4 separate regions of the Homo sapiens genome follow, and all the other regions are linked to region 2. A link is a contact called in ENCODE Hi-C data. All regions are on one chromosome and are shown on one strand. The core of a region is the stretch at or near the end of the contact, and the rest is flanking DNA. Distances in the headings are between cores, read along the strand shown.

Region 1 (2,993 bases), core at 134-2,633, 530 kb after region 2:
TATGCATTTACCCAAAATATGAGCATCATGTTAGAGTCTGGAATTAATCAGACCTACTGTCCCTTCCCCACCTTGATGAGTGTCCCTGTAACCCTTTGCAAGCAAGAGGAAGGGATAAAGAAAGTCAAATGGTCCAATGAAGAGTAAGAAACACAGAGAATCCCCCAAAGCAGTGGATGTGTGCTCTACTCTGTTAAGAAGGCAAGGAATGTTAGCCATACAAAACAGGTCTACAGAAATGATGAAAAGCCTTCATACAGAGTATGTGGAGAGCTGAATGTGGACATTCACGTATGCGGTATTATTCTTCTTCTTTTTTTTAATTATAGTGGCTAAATCAACCAGGACCATATTTGACTTTATTTTGTGCATTCATGTCTAGAAATTTTTAAATCTTACTAAGTAAAGGTATTGTTCCATGTATAAAGAAACTATCTGTGAGATTTAGTTCAACTCTCTTGAATTTTGGAAGCTAAGTATGATGGTGAGGATGATGACAGAGCTTTGAATTGCATGCACCTTCTGTGTAGCAAGTACTGAGCCGGCCTTTGACACGTATCATTTCATATAAATCTCAGAACTGCCTTGAAATTAAGCATTATTAGCCTCCTTCTTCAGAGGAAACTGCAGCTCAGGGAATGTGTGCTGTATCTAACGTCACATAGCTAATAAGGGTCTTAGTATAGCTCGAAACTGAATTGCGTCTCTAAAGCTCATGTCTTTTCAATCCCTAAGCATCCATCTGACATGGATGAAGATTATGATCAGTCACTCAATCAACAAAGTGCTTTTAGAACATGTGATGAGCACAGGGAAAGAGCAATATATTGAGGCATTCCCAAGAAAGTGTACAAAGGTCCTGGATGAGTATCCTAGGATCCTGGACTCAAGCTCCCAGCAGAGTCAACCCTCCACCAACAAGCCCTGTGGCCTTGGACAAATCTCCTACCCTGGCTGGGTCTCACTTTCCTTGTGTGTTTCATCTGTGATGACAATAGCCTCCTCACAATCACACAGAGTTGGTGTGAACATTGGATGAACCAGTGTGTAAGAAAGCGTTTTGTAAAGTGTCAAATGCTGTAGAAATCTGAAGTGCGAACTTGTTTTTTCCGACAAGTTTTAAGGTAAACAGGGACTGGAAAAATTACCAGAGGTTTTCTCGAGCAGGAAGTGGAGTGAGAAGAGGCAGAAGGAGCCCCGGGTTGTCAAGGGCCCCCCTCTCTTCAGCGAGGCGACCATGCACACAAAGGAAGCTGAGTCACCCCTGCTCGGCAGGACCCCAAGGCCATCAATTGAGTCTGCCTGTGAGAAAGCGGAAACCCAAATCCTGCTGTCCCCACGGCCCCTCCTGCTGCCGGCCCCCTGTGGTTGGCCAAGTCACCCTCAGGGCCCTGTGGTTCCCTTCTGTGGCTCAGCTGACAGAAACAGCTGGCGTGGTCCATGCTTCACCAGCCTGCATGCCTCTCAGGGTGGGTGGTAAGAAGTCAGAGGGGCCACTGCAAACCCAGAGACTCCAAAGTGACTCCTCTGTGGCTCTCCCCCTTGAATGAATTCTGCCTGCAAGGACATGCACCTGTCAAGCCACTGCTTTGGTTTATTTCGAGGTCACATGCAGTAGGAGACCTTCATGGCACCATTTATGATGAGGGTCTCATAGGAGGTAGAAGGGACTAACTCGAGGGGGTTCTGGAAGGTCCATCTTCCAATTACCTTGAAGCATGATAAATCCCCCACAGCTTTGAAAGCCAGAGGCCCTCTGTGGAGAACAGGAACATCTCAGAGCCCCCACACACTCAGCAGACAGTTCAGACCCAGAGACATAGGCAGTGTCGGCAGAGACCGGTGTTCCTTCAGCCAGCTGTCTCAGTCTGGTCACCCCTGTCTTTTGGCCTGAGAAGCCAGAAGACAAAAGTTAAAGGGAGGTGGGTAGCCATTTAAAAGGATAATTTATTCAGGTATCAAGAGGAATATGAATCAAAACCTTCCTAGAGCTGTCCCCCAGGCCAGGGCAGATGGAACACGAAGCCTGTGGAGTCACCTACACCAGGGGCCAAGCTCCTGCCTCACCACTTCTTAGCCAGTGCCCTGGTACAAGGCAATATAAACTCACTGGACTGCCATTCTTTCTCCTATTCCAAGGAGATGGTATCTACCCCACCCTAGTTCAGCCCCCACATGGGGCTGTTGTGAGGATCAAAAATGATGTATCTAATGGAAATGTATCTATTAGGTTCTCAACCTAAGGAAACCATATTATTATATGTACTGCTATAGGGAGGCCACAGCATCAGTGTGAAGTCAGGCTTGATCTGAACTGATCCAGCATTATCAAGAGGTGATCTGGTATGAATGCTTGAAGTCAGAGAGCAGCTGCCTCAGACTTTCAGGTACAGAATGGACCATGGAAGGCAGGAACAGACTCTAACCCTCTGAGTGGGTATCAGAGTCCTATTTAACAAACTGGAGCTGCAGGCAGGGCTCCAGAATTAATTGTAAAGCAATGCTCCGGCAGGATTTGAGGCAGAACCTCTGCATCACATCCTCAGAAGGTGGGGCTCAGCCTCTAGTTAAAGTCTCTCTTCCCAGACCCTTCCCTGCTCAGGTGAGGACCTCAAGAAGCCCCCACCTCATGTCCATTGCAGTCCCCTGCAATTCTAACCTTCTTGCTAATCCCATAATCCATCCCTAGCCTGCTGTTATGGGTTGAATGATATCCCCCCAAAATAAGATACGTTCAAGTCCAAACCCCCCAGTACCTTAGAAATTGACGTTATTCGGAAACAGGGTCTTTGCAGATTTAACCAAGATAAAGTCAATTAGGGTGGGCCCTAATCCAAGTGACTGGTGTCCTTACATGAAAAAGGGAAATATGGACACAGACACAGACATGCAGAGGGAAAGTGATGGGGAGAGACACAGGAAGAAGACGGCCCCGTGAAGACAGAAGGCTATGTGTGATGCATTGGAAGACAGAAGGCCATGTGTGATGCATT
Region 2 (3,111 bases), core at 93-2,592:
TGAAAAATTTAATTTTCAACATGAATTTTTCTGACCACCGTGTGTCAAATAGGATGCAAAATGTTGAGGATACAATGATCTCTAACTTCATCTCATTCAGAAGTGGAGACTGTCTATCACGTGCAAGATGCAGGGAACGTTTACTAACTACCACCGAATACAGCAGAGCTGTGAATATAACGACAGCCACAGGTTCCTTGTCAGGAAGTGCAAAATAGGATCACACACACACACACACACACACACAATGTCTCTACAAATAACTAAGGTAGCCAAATAATAAAATATCTACCTTTCAAAATAGCTACACATTTAACATTCAATCATGTGTAAAGTATGTTAATTTTTCTCTGCTCATTTCCTGATGCAAGTTTATTTGAACTCATCCTGTCTCCTCAGTATCATGTCTTCCTTGTCAATCAAAGCGCTCTTTGAGTCACCTAGTGCGCCTAATCTTTATTTAGGTTTGAGAGGCAGATCTTCTTGAATCTTTATAAAAGGTTGTCACTGGAAGTTTTTTCCCAAGTCACAAGTTTCTATTTACTATTCATGATCTTTGCAACATACATCTCTTACCCAATTGCGTTCCTAAAGTGGTTTTGATATCCTTGTTTGTGACAACGTGCAAGAAATGAACTTGGGAGGTCATCACCAACTCCCAATCCCCAGAGAAATAATTACACCTAAATTACATTTCTTTGCCCCCTTTGTTAATAATCCCGTTAAGAGACTTCTATGGAGATCCAATACCAATGTTTACTGAGGTTGCTTCATGTTAATGTCTCTTCTCCAAATACTAATCTGATTTGAAAAGTAAAATATTTGGGAAAGTCCTCTATAGTAGATTTTATATAGAACTAGATATGTTGCAATTCCTTATTCTCAAAATGATGTGTAGTTTTGGGGAAGACAGTTTTCCTTTTAATCTGACCTTTATGGCATAAGTGGAAGGGTAATACAGTAGTCCCTCCATTTCCGTGGGGAATATGTTCTATGGAATATGTTCTAAGACCCCCACTGGATGCCTGAAACTGCAAATGGTACTGAACCCTATACATACTACACTTTTTTCTGTACATACATACCTATGATAAAGTTTAGCTCATAAATTAGGCACAGTAAGAGATTAACAACAATAATAAAATAGAACCTTGATCACAATATGCCAGTTTCACTATTGTTGCACTCTGAGGCCATTATTAAGCGAAACAAGGTTTCCTGCACACAAGTACTGCAATACCAGGACAGTGATTCTGAGAGCTGGGATGGCTACTGAGTGACTCACAGGCCGGGAGCATACGCAGTGTGGATACATTGGACAGAGGGATGAATCAAGTGCTGGGCAGGAGAGAGCAAGGCAGCACAAGGTTTCATCATGCTACTCACAATGGCACACAATTTACAACATGATTTCTTTCTGAGATTTTCCATTTAATGTTTCCAGACTGCAGTTAACCATAGGTAACTGAAAAGTGAAACTGGAAAGTGAAACTGTGGTTAAGGAGGAAGGAGGAAGTACTGTGTGGAAGAGAGTGTGAATGACTTTTTCTAGAAGAAAGGGGATGAGTTAAGAAACTTTCCAAGGAGGAAGTGATACTAGAGGGTGAGTTAGAAGGACCATAGGTCATGGTGTTAAGCAAGTGAAGTTGGAAGCACCCCTCATATAAAGGTACTATGGGGAAATGTTAAGAACCATGGAATATCTGAGATTTTCTTTTCTTTGCAACCAGGCAAGTTAGCTATTGCAGGTTCATGAGTGCCGGCAGAAGAAATGAGACTCCTGGACCAGAGACAAAGGACCATTGTTTACAACACAGACAGCAGCATAAACTTCATGGTTGCATTGGTTCGCCTTGTTCCAACTTCTAATGGAGGCAACACAAAAGTGGACTCAGGTGAATGCTGCATGCACAGGTGTGCATCACAAATGAGGAACTCCAATCTCATGAACTCAAATCTTTTATACTAGATTGCAAGCAAACTTGTGGGAATTTTTTCCCAGAAGGAAGACATTATCTTTCTTTTACCTGGCACTTAACAAACTTACCCTCTACTCTGGAGGATGATGCTATCTATATCTTCCAAGGCTTCTTGCTATACAAACATCCTTGAAAATATAGTTATCTTTTAGTGCTTCTGCTTGCAATACCTTCAGAAATGGGAAAACCCAATGGAGAATTGACTCCCAATAGGAAAAGCAAATATACTTGAAATGACTTACTTGAGGTCACAAAGCCAACCAGGTCTACTCACAGGCTACACAGTGCACATACACTCTACTCCCGGCCTTTCCTGCTGACATCATTCTTCTGTGGGATGATTGGGTCCTCTAGATAGCATGCAAGCCCGAGGAGGCACACAATGAGGGAAGAGCCCATGCAGCAGGCAGACTTCTAAAGTGACCCCCAATGGCCCACATCCTTGTACAATACTTACCCCTTGAGTGTAGGAGCAATAGGAAGGGTATCTCTTCTGTAACTAGATCAGTTATACATCAAAGGTGAAAAGATTTTGAAAATGTAATTAAGGGCCCTAATTAATTGACTTTGAGGTAGTCTAAGAGAGATTATCCTGAGTGAGTCTGATATAATCAGGCGAGCCATTTAAAACAGGTGCCTTGTTGTGGAAAGAGCCACATGACAGAGAATGACAGGTGTCTTCTAGAACCTCAGGAGTTCTGTCTCACAACTACAAGGAGTTGAATTCTGCAAACTAACAGTGAGCTTGGAAGAAAATGCCAAGCCTCAGATGAGTTCACAGTCCTAGTAGACACCTTGATTGTCTGAGCAGAGAACCTAGTTACGCTGTACCTGGACTTCTGACTCACGGAAGCTGTAAGATAAGAAATCTGTGTTGTTTTAAGTTACCAAATCTGTGTACATTTGTTATATACAACTAATGCACCCCAAGACTGACTTCTAGTTGTTGTATATTTCTTAACTATGCTTCTATAAGATAGCAGAATGAAGACACACGTATTTATTGAGCACTATTACTTGTTTTTATTCATCTTTCTTAAATATGTGCATAGCTCATATTAATTTCAATGTTTAATATTAGAAGTGTTTTGCTCTTTATTTAGAAGTTTGATGATGTTTTTGTGATTAGAAA
Region 3 (2,995 bases), core at 52-2,551, 770 kb after region 2:
AGAGATCTACAACCTCAAGGAGCAGACCGCCTACTTATCGACACGACTCAAGTCATTCTAGAATAATTTGTTATCGATTAATTGAAAATGAGAGATGAAAATGAAGAGTATGCAAACAAGGCATCAGAGAAGGCTCTGGGGAAGAGGTGGGTGGGACCTGACTTCACTTGAAGGACAGGTAAAGGAGATACAGCCAAGCAAAAGACGGCAGGAGGAAGTCACCATGGCCATGGGATAGCGCCTGCTGCAGGGGTCACATATGGGACATCGGGGGAAGAATCACAGACAAGGCACATCTTTGGAGCACCTGACAGAGATTGCTTCATTGCATAGTGAAAAGGAGCTGGGTCCTGGGGTTAAAGAGACATTAATTTGATGTTCAGCTCTGCCATTTACTAGCTGCGTGATCGTGGGCAAATGGCGTAACCTCTCTAAGCCAATTTCCTCCACTGTAAAGGGAGGAAAATAAAAACTATGCCACAGTTTTAAGGATAATTTAAATAAAATAACATATGCAACATTAAAATAATGTATACTGGGTGCTCAAATGTATCTAAATGACAAATTATCAACACGTCTTAGAGAAAAAAGCCCTGGTTGGCATGACGGTCAAGAGACCCGGGCTCTCCTGCTTGCTGTAACCTTGGACAATTGTCTTGCCCTCTTGGAGCCCTTCGTCTTTATAGTCTGTGGAGCTGAATTAGAGCAGGGCTTCCCAATGCTTCCTACAACGTTCTCTTGCTCTCTTTTATTTGCATGCCCAAAAATATGTTGCATGTTAGTTTCTGTGGCTTATACTATGAAAAGAAAGTTGCTATTGCTATATTGAATATGCATGTTCAGACCTCCAGGCACCTCCAAACTGAGATTCTGGCACACCCAGCCCACTGCCAGCCATCCCCAGATTCCTCCTTGACAGTCACTGATCACTGTCTAGTTCCAAATTGCTAAGAACCTAAAGGAACTTCCAAAATCCAGACTCCAGAAGTGTGCATGTTCTGAGGTATAAAATAATGTACTAAATGAAGCCGAGTGTGTATATTTAATAAAGGACCTCCAAAGGACTTATGAGAAACAGTGTGCTTGCACAAAATGGGAAAGTGACGTCTCCTAATACAAAACCAAGAGTTATGTCTTTCCTTGGGATTCAAACAAACAGACAGATTTTTAAAATACCTCCCGGCTTTAAGGCTTATTTGTCTGAGGTTTGTGGCTGCGGCAGCAGGGCCCCTCCCTGCAGGCTTGACTACAAGGCCGCGGTGCACTGGAACCAAACCCACTCTCACACTCCCTGAGCGGCCAGGCCGAGTTCCATCTGCGCGCCTCCCCCAGACCGACCTCCACACACAGTGCTCCTCCCAAGCAGGCAGAGCTTACGCACAGACACTCGCAAACGAAAGGGAAAAAGAACTGAGCTGCTCCCGCTGTGTGGCCCCAGCCTCTGAAGACATTTCAGATGACTGTCCCAGTTCTGAATGACAAGCATCTACTTGGCTCAGAAATAGCTATACCAAGTTCAGCGCCAGAGAAATGTGAGCTTCCTGGGGGAGGAGATTTACTCTCTCACAGGAACAACCCCGCCTCCAGTCCAGGTGTAAAATGTCAACATCCCCTGGCAATGAGTAAAGTCTGCAGAGCTCCACCCTAGGCCAAGCCATGGGCGAGGTGTGCATTTTAACCCTAGAGCCTCAGTCAATGCAATGACCGCAGAGGCCACCTAGCCAAACCCTCTCAGATGCTGGAGTCCCTCTTTCCATGCGTGCATGGCAAGACCTGCCACTTTCCCATTCCTGGACAGCGTCTCATTGGTTCAAAGTTCTTTTTGATCCTGATATGGTTTGGCTGTGTCCCCACCCAAATCTCATCTTGAATTCCCACGTGTTGTGGGAGGGACTCAGTGGAAGTTAACTGAATCATGGAGGCAGGTCTTTCCCATGCTGTCCCTGTGATAAAGTCGCATGAGATCTGATGGTTTTATAAGGGGGAGTTTCCCTGCACGAGCTCTCTTTCTGCCTGCTGCCATCCATGTAAGACATGACTTGATCCTCCTTGCCTCCTTTGACCATGATTGTGAGGTCTCCCCTTTTTTTTTTAATTTTTTTTTTTTTAGATGGAGTCTCACTCTGTCACCCAGGCTGGAGGGCAGTGGCATGATCTTGGCTCACTGCAACCTCCGTCTCCTGGGTTCAAGTGATTCTTCTGCCTTAGCCTTCCAAGTAGTTGGATTACAGGTGCAAGCTGCCATGCCTGGCTAATTTTTTTTTTTTTTTTTTTTTTTTGGCATTTCTAGTAGAGACAGGGTTTCACCATGTTGGTCAGGCTGGTCTTGAACTCCTGACCTCAGGTGATCCACCCACCTCGGCCTCCCAAAGTGCTGGGATTATAGGCATGAGCCATCGTGCCCAGCCTAAATCCTTTCTCCTGTATAAATTACCCAGCCTTGGGTCCATGTCTTTATTAACAGCATGAAAACAGACTATAACACAGATCCTAAATAGAAACCCAGTAGGTCCTCTCCAGCCTGGGGAATGAGAGGGGAGTGGGAACGAGACATTGTCACAGTCAGCCACTTAGAACAGTGGAGGTGGCAGAAACCGCAAGGAAGGGTTAAGAAAGGAATCAAGTTCCTGCTGTTTTTCTGCCAATCAGGAAGCAGCCTGGCACTGCCTCGCCTTCTGCAGGAGGGAACAGGGCCTTGGCTCCAGCCTCCCCTCTCTCTGCACAAACCTTGAGGACTGCTTGGGTACTGGCATGACTGCAGGGTGAGAGGAGTCTTGTGGGGCAGCCCCAGGACTCCTGTTAGCCTAGAACTGCCCTATTGACACTCAGTTAGAATCCAACTAGTTTAAGGACCATCTTGAAAGTAAAAATCTGCCCTAGAGAGAACTTATCTCTCTATCTAAAACCACAGAAGCTACATGGAGAAAACCAATCCTTAGGAATCTCCTAGAACCAAACTCCCCCAGTCTAACTCCTCCAGATAAAGAGGAACCCC
Region 4 (3,163 bases), core at 5-2,504, 560 kb after region 2:
AAGTGTTAGCTGGGGGCCTTCGGCAGGCTGGGCCCTGGTCAAACTCATTCAGCTCCACACCTGTGTTCACCCTTCCACCAGGAATCCCATGAGAAGGACACTGGTGCCCTGCACTGTAAAAAGGAAAAACCCCAAACTCCAAAAAGTTTAAGAAAATCAGCTCCCAACTGGAAGTTGCTTCGGTCTGACTCCAAAGCCTACCATCCTCCACATGGGACCCACTGCCCCCATTCCATGGGTGTGTTCCTCCATTGGTGTTACCTCTTCAGGGCAAAGACACTGTCCCCTTTACCTAACGCTTCTCAGTGCCAAGTGGCATCTGGGATATTGGACATTGTCTGAGTTTCCTGGGGCTACCATAGCAAATCACCATAGACCTGATGGCAATACACAGCAGACATTTATTCTCTCTCAGTCCTGGAAGTTAGAAGCCTAAAACCCAGGTGTCTTAGGCTTGGTTACTACTGCGGGCTTTGAGGGAGAATCCACGTCCTGCCTCTCTCCTGGCTTCTGGGGATTTACCACAAGTCCCTGATGCTCCTTAGCTCATGGACACGTCACTCCCACCTCTCCCTCCATCTTCACGTGATGTCCTCTCTGAGTCTGGGTTTATGTCTTTCCTCTTCTTCTTAGAGGGGCAGCGGTCATATGGAATTAGGGCTCATCCTGATTTCATATGACATCATCTTAATTTCATTATACTTGCAAAGACCCAATTTCTAAATCAGGTCACATTCACAGGCACCTGGGGCTAGGACTCCAGCATACTTTTGTTGGGACAGAAGTCAACCCGTAATAGAGATAATAAATTCATATTTCTTGAATGAATCAAAAACCAAAAAGATCCTGCAGTGGACGCAGTGCTCTGGGAGCCTCTCTGAGCACATCAGGTCCCTGAACATTGCTGCTCTATCTTCCTCCCATGGCCTGAAGAAACCAGTCAGGCTGCCAAAACTCGCACCATTCTGAGACCTCCTGTGTCTTGACGGAATAAGAGAAATCTTTTCACCTATAAGGCATCACACCCCATTCCCTTTCCCCCTAAAAAAACGAGGACACTTTTACAATGCCACAATGGAGGCAGAAGCTTCCAGAAAGAAAGCATCACACCCATTCCCTTTCCCCCTAAAAAAGCCAGGACACTTTTACAATGCCACAATGGAGGCAGAAGCTTTCAGAAAGAGTAAATACATGAATCTAAGAGCCACTTTTTGACCTATGACTCAGAGTACAGAAAGAATGCTTGGTATCCTGAAAAAAATTCACTCAGCAGGAGTAAACACTAAACCTCATCAATTTTTTAAAGGTAGCAATTACTTGTATAATACCTATCAACCAATGACATTAAAAAGAAAGTAGTGGAAGCTTAGACTTCCACTACTCTGGCTATAAAATCTTTTTTGTTTTGTTTTTTAATAACTGATTTTTCAAGAATGTTATACTTATAAACACATATACATTTTATGTCCTACCTCCAAGATAGCTCCAAATGAGAATGTTACTAGCCAAGAAGCTAACATCAACAAAAATGCATAAAAACTGGTTAATAAAGCCCACATTAAGGGAACAGTAGAAAGTAGCTAAGAAAATGTAAATTCATTCAGGAAATAAGCATTTGCATGTACTGTTAAATATAATTTCCACCAGGTGCATGAAGCACATGAGTAATTATAGGCCAAGAAAAAAAAAAGTGATAACCTTTTCTCCGCATGGACGCCACCTCCTTTGGTTATGAGGCAGTGCTTTGAAGAGTTAAATGCCCTCTGCAAATGCCAGGGGGTGGTGTTGCTGTTGCCTAAACTGTTCCTCCTCACAGCCTGGGCTGCATACAAAGCAATTGCATAGGAGATATCTTACCCTCCCTTTTCTTTCATCTCTGTGGAAATACATGTTTCATTTAAGCCTGTGGTGCTTGGAACTTGTTCCAAGGAACCCCACGTTCTAACAGCAAAATCAAAGAATGCTTGTCTTTTCCCAGCTTGCAGGGAGAACAATAAGTAAACGAGTAGAAATTTCTCACTGTTATGTGTTATTCTATAATTTTTTGTTAAGTGTTATTCTATAATTTTTTCCTAAGTGTTTGGAACTCACTGTCTCTAGCCTACTAGGAAGTCCTGGAGATGACCAAGCAAGCCAGCATCACACCACCCCAGGGTCCCCACAGTGCCACGTGCAGGCTACCCCTCACTGCCTGCCAGGAGGGGTAATGCCAGCTTGCATTTGGTTATCAGTACCCCCACCCCACTCTGAGGGCGATGACAGCAGGGCCCCTCTGGGCACTAGTGCGTGTCCCAGGTCTTGGCACCTGTGTGCTGGCAGTGAATGTTTGCTGTAAGAATGAGCAGATAAAAATGCAAATAAAAACCACAATGAGATATCACCTTGCACTCATGTGAATGGTCACTATCAGAAAACGCACACACACACACAGACACATACATAAAATAACCATTGGCAAGGATGTGGAGAAGCTGGGACTCTTGTGCATTGCTGGTAGGAGAGTTAAACGGTGCAGCCATTGTGGAAAGCAGTATGGCGGTTCCTCAAAAGATTAAATACAGAATTTCCACATGATCCAGAAATTCCACTTCTGGGCATATTTCCAAAAGAACTGAAAGCAGGGTCTCACACAGACACTTATGCATTCATATGCACGGCGGAATTATTCACGATAGCCAACAGGTGGAAGCAACCCAAGTGTTCATCGGTGGATCAACAGAGAAACAAAATGTGCCACATACATCAGTGGAATATTATTCAGTCTCCAAAGGGAAAGAAATTCTGACACACCACAATACAGATGAACCTTGAGGACATTATCTTAAGTGGAGTAAACCAGTCCCAGAAGGACAAATATGGCATGATTGCACTTACGTGAGGTACCTAGAGCCGCCAAATTCATAGACACGAAGAGCAGAATGGTGGTTGCCAGGAGTCGGAGTGAAGAATGAGGAACTATTATTAAATGGGGACAGGGTATCAGTCTGGGATGATGAAAAGACTTGTGGAGATGGATGATGATGGTTGCACAACAATGTAAATGTACCTAATGCCGCTGAGCGGCACACTTAAAAATGGTTAAGTTGTAAATTTTATGTTAGGAATAGTTTACCAAAATTATTTAAAAAGAAGCAGATGATGAATGTCAACATTGAATGCATTG

The links. Hi-C counts contacts between places; a loop is a spot of excess contacts on that map. Pooled maps may share reads with other maps.
Region 1: a pooled map shows a loop between it and region 2 (3-fold over the local background). The contact joins two enhancer-like sites. A Hi-C loop is called at or near these places in 1 of 168 maps with a recorded cell type or tissue (B cell), 3 of 37 single-sample maps with no recorded cell type and 2 of 50 pooled maps.
Region 3: a map with no recorded cell type shows a loop between it and region 2 (2.5-fold over the local background). The contact joins two enhancer-like sites. A Hi-C loop is called at or near these places in 1 of 168 maps with a recorded cell type or tissue (GM12878), 11 of 37 single-sample maps with no recorded cell type and 9 of 50 pooled maps.
Region 4: a loop to region 2 is called in a pooled map, with 3 times the contacts of the local background. The contact joins two enhancer-like sites. A Hi-C loop is called at or near these places in 1 of 168 maps with a recorded cell type or tissue (B cell), 2 of 37 single-sample maps with no recorded cell type and 3 of 50 pooled maps.

Annotation. Positions count from the first base shown.
Region 1 is chr2:12,055,986-12,058,978 of GRCh38, reverse strand. All of the region lies in intron 2 of MIR3681HG (MIR3681 host gene), which reads right to left. Among named protein-coding and RNA genes, the nearest start is that of MIR3681HG, 50 kb to the right of the region's middle. Within about 2 kb of position 1,383, at least 3 of the 41 ENCODE cell types and tissues checked have a DNase peak (open chromatin) inside an H3K27ac peak, as active enhancers do.
Region 2 is chr2:12,586,627-12,589,737 of GRCh38, reverse strand. No RefSeq gene overlaps it. Among named protein-coding and RNA genes, the nearest start is that of TRIB2, 130 kb to the left of the region's middle. Within about 2 kb of position 1,342, at least 8 of the 41 ENCODE cell types and tissues checked have a DNase peak (open chromatin) inside an H3K27ac peak, as active enhancers do.
Region 3 is chr2:11,821,562-11,824,556 of GRCh38, reverse strand. The region is part of intron 20 of LPIN1 (lipin 1); the gene reads right to left. Among named protein-coding and RNA genes, the nearest start is that of MIR4262, 14 kb to the left of the region's middle. Within about 2 kb of position 1,301, at least 7 of the 41 ENCODE cell types and tissues checked have a DNase peak (open chromatin) inside an H3K27ac peak, as active enhancers do.
Region 4 is chr2:12,031,187-12,034,349 of GRCh38, reverse strand. The region is part of intron 2 of MIR3681HG (MIR3681 host gene); the gene reads right to left. Among named protein-coding and RNA genes, the nearest start is that of MIR3681HG, 26 kb to the right of the region's middle. Within about 2 kb of position 1,254, at least 4 of the 41 ENCODE cell types and tissues checked have a DNase peak (open chromatin) inside an H3K27ac peak, as active enhancers do.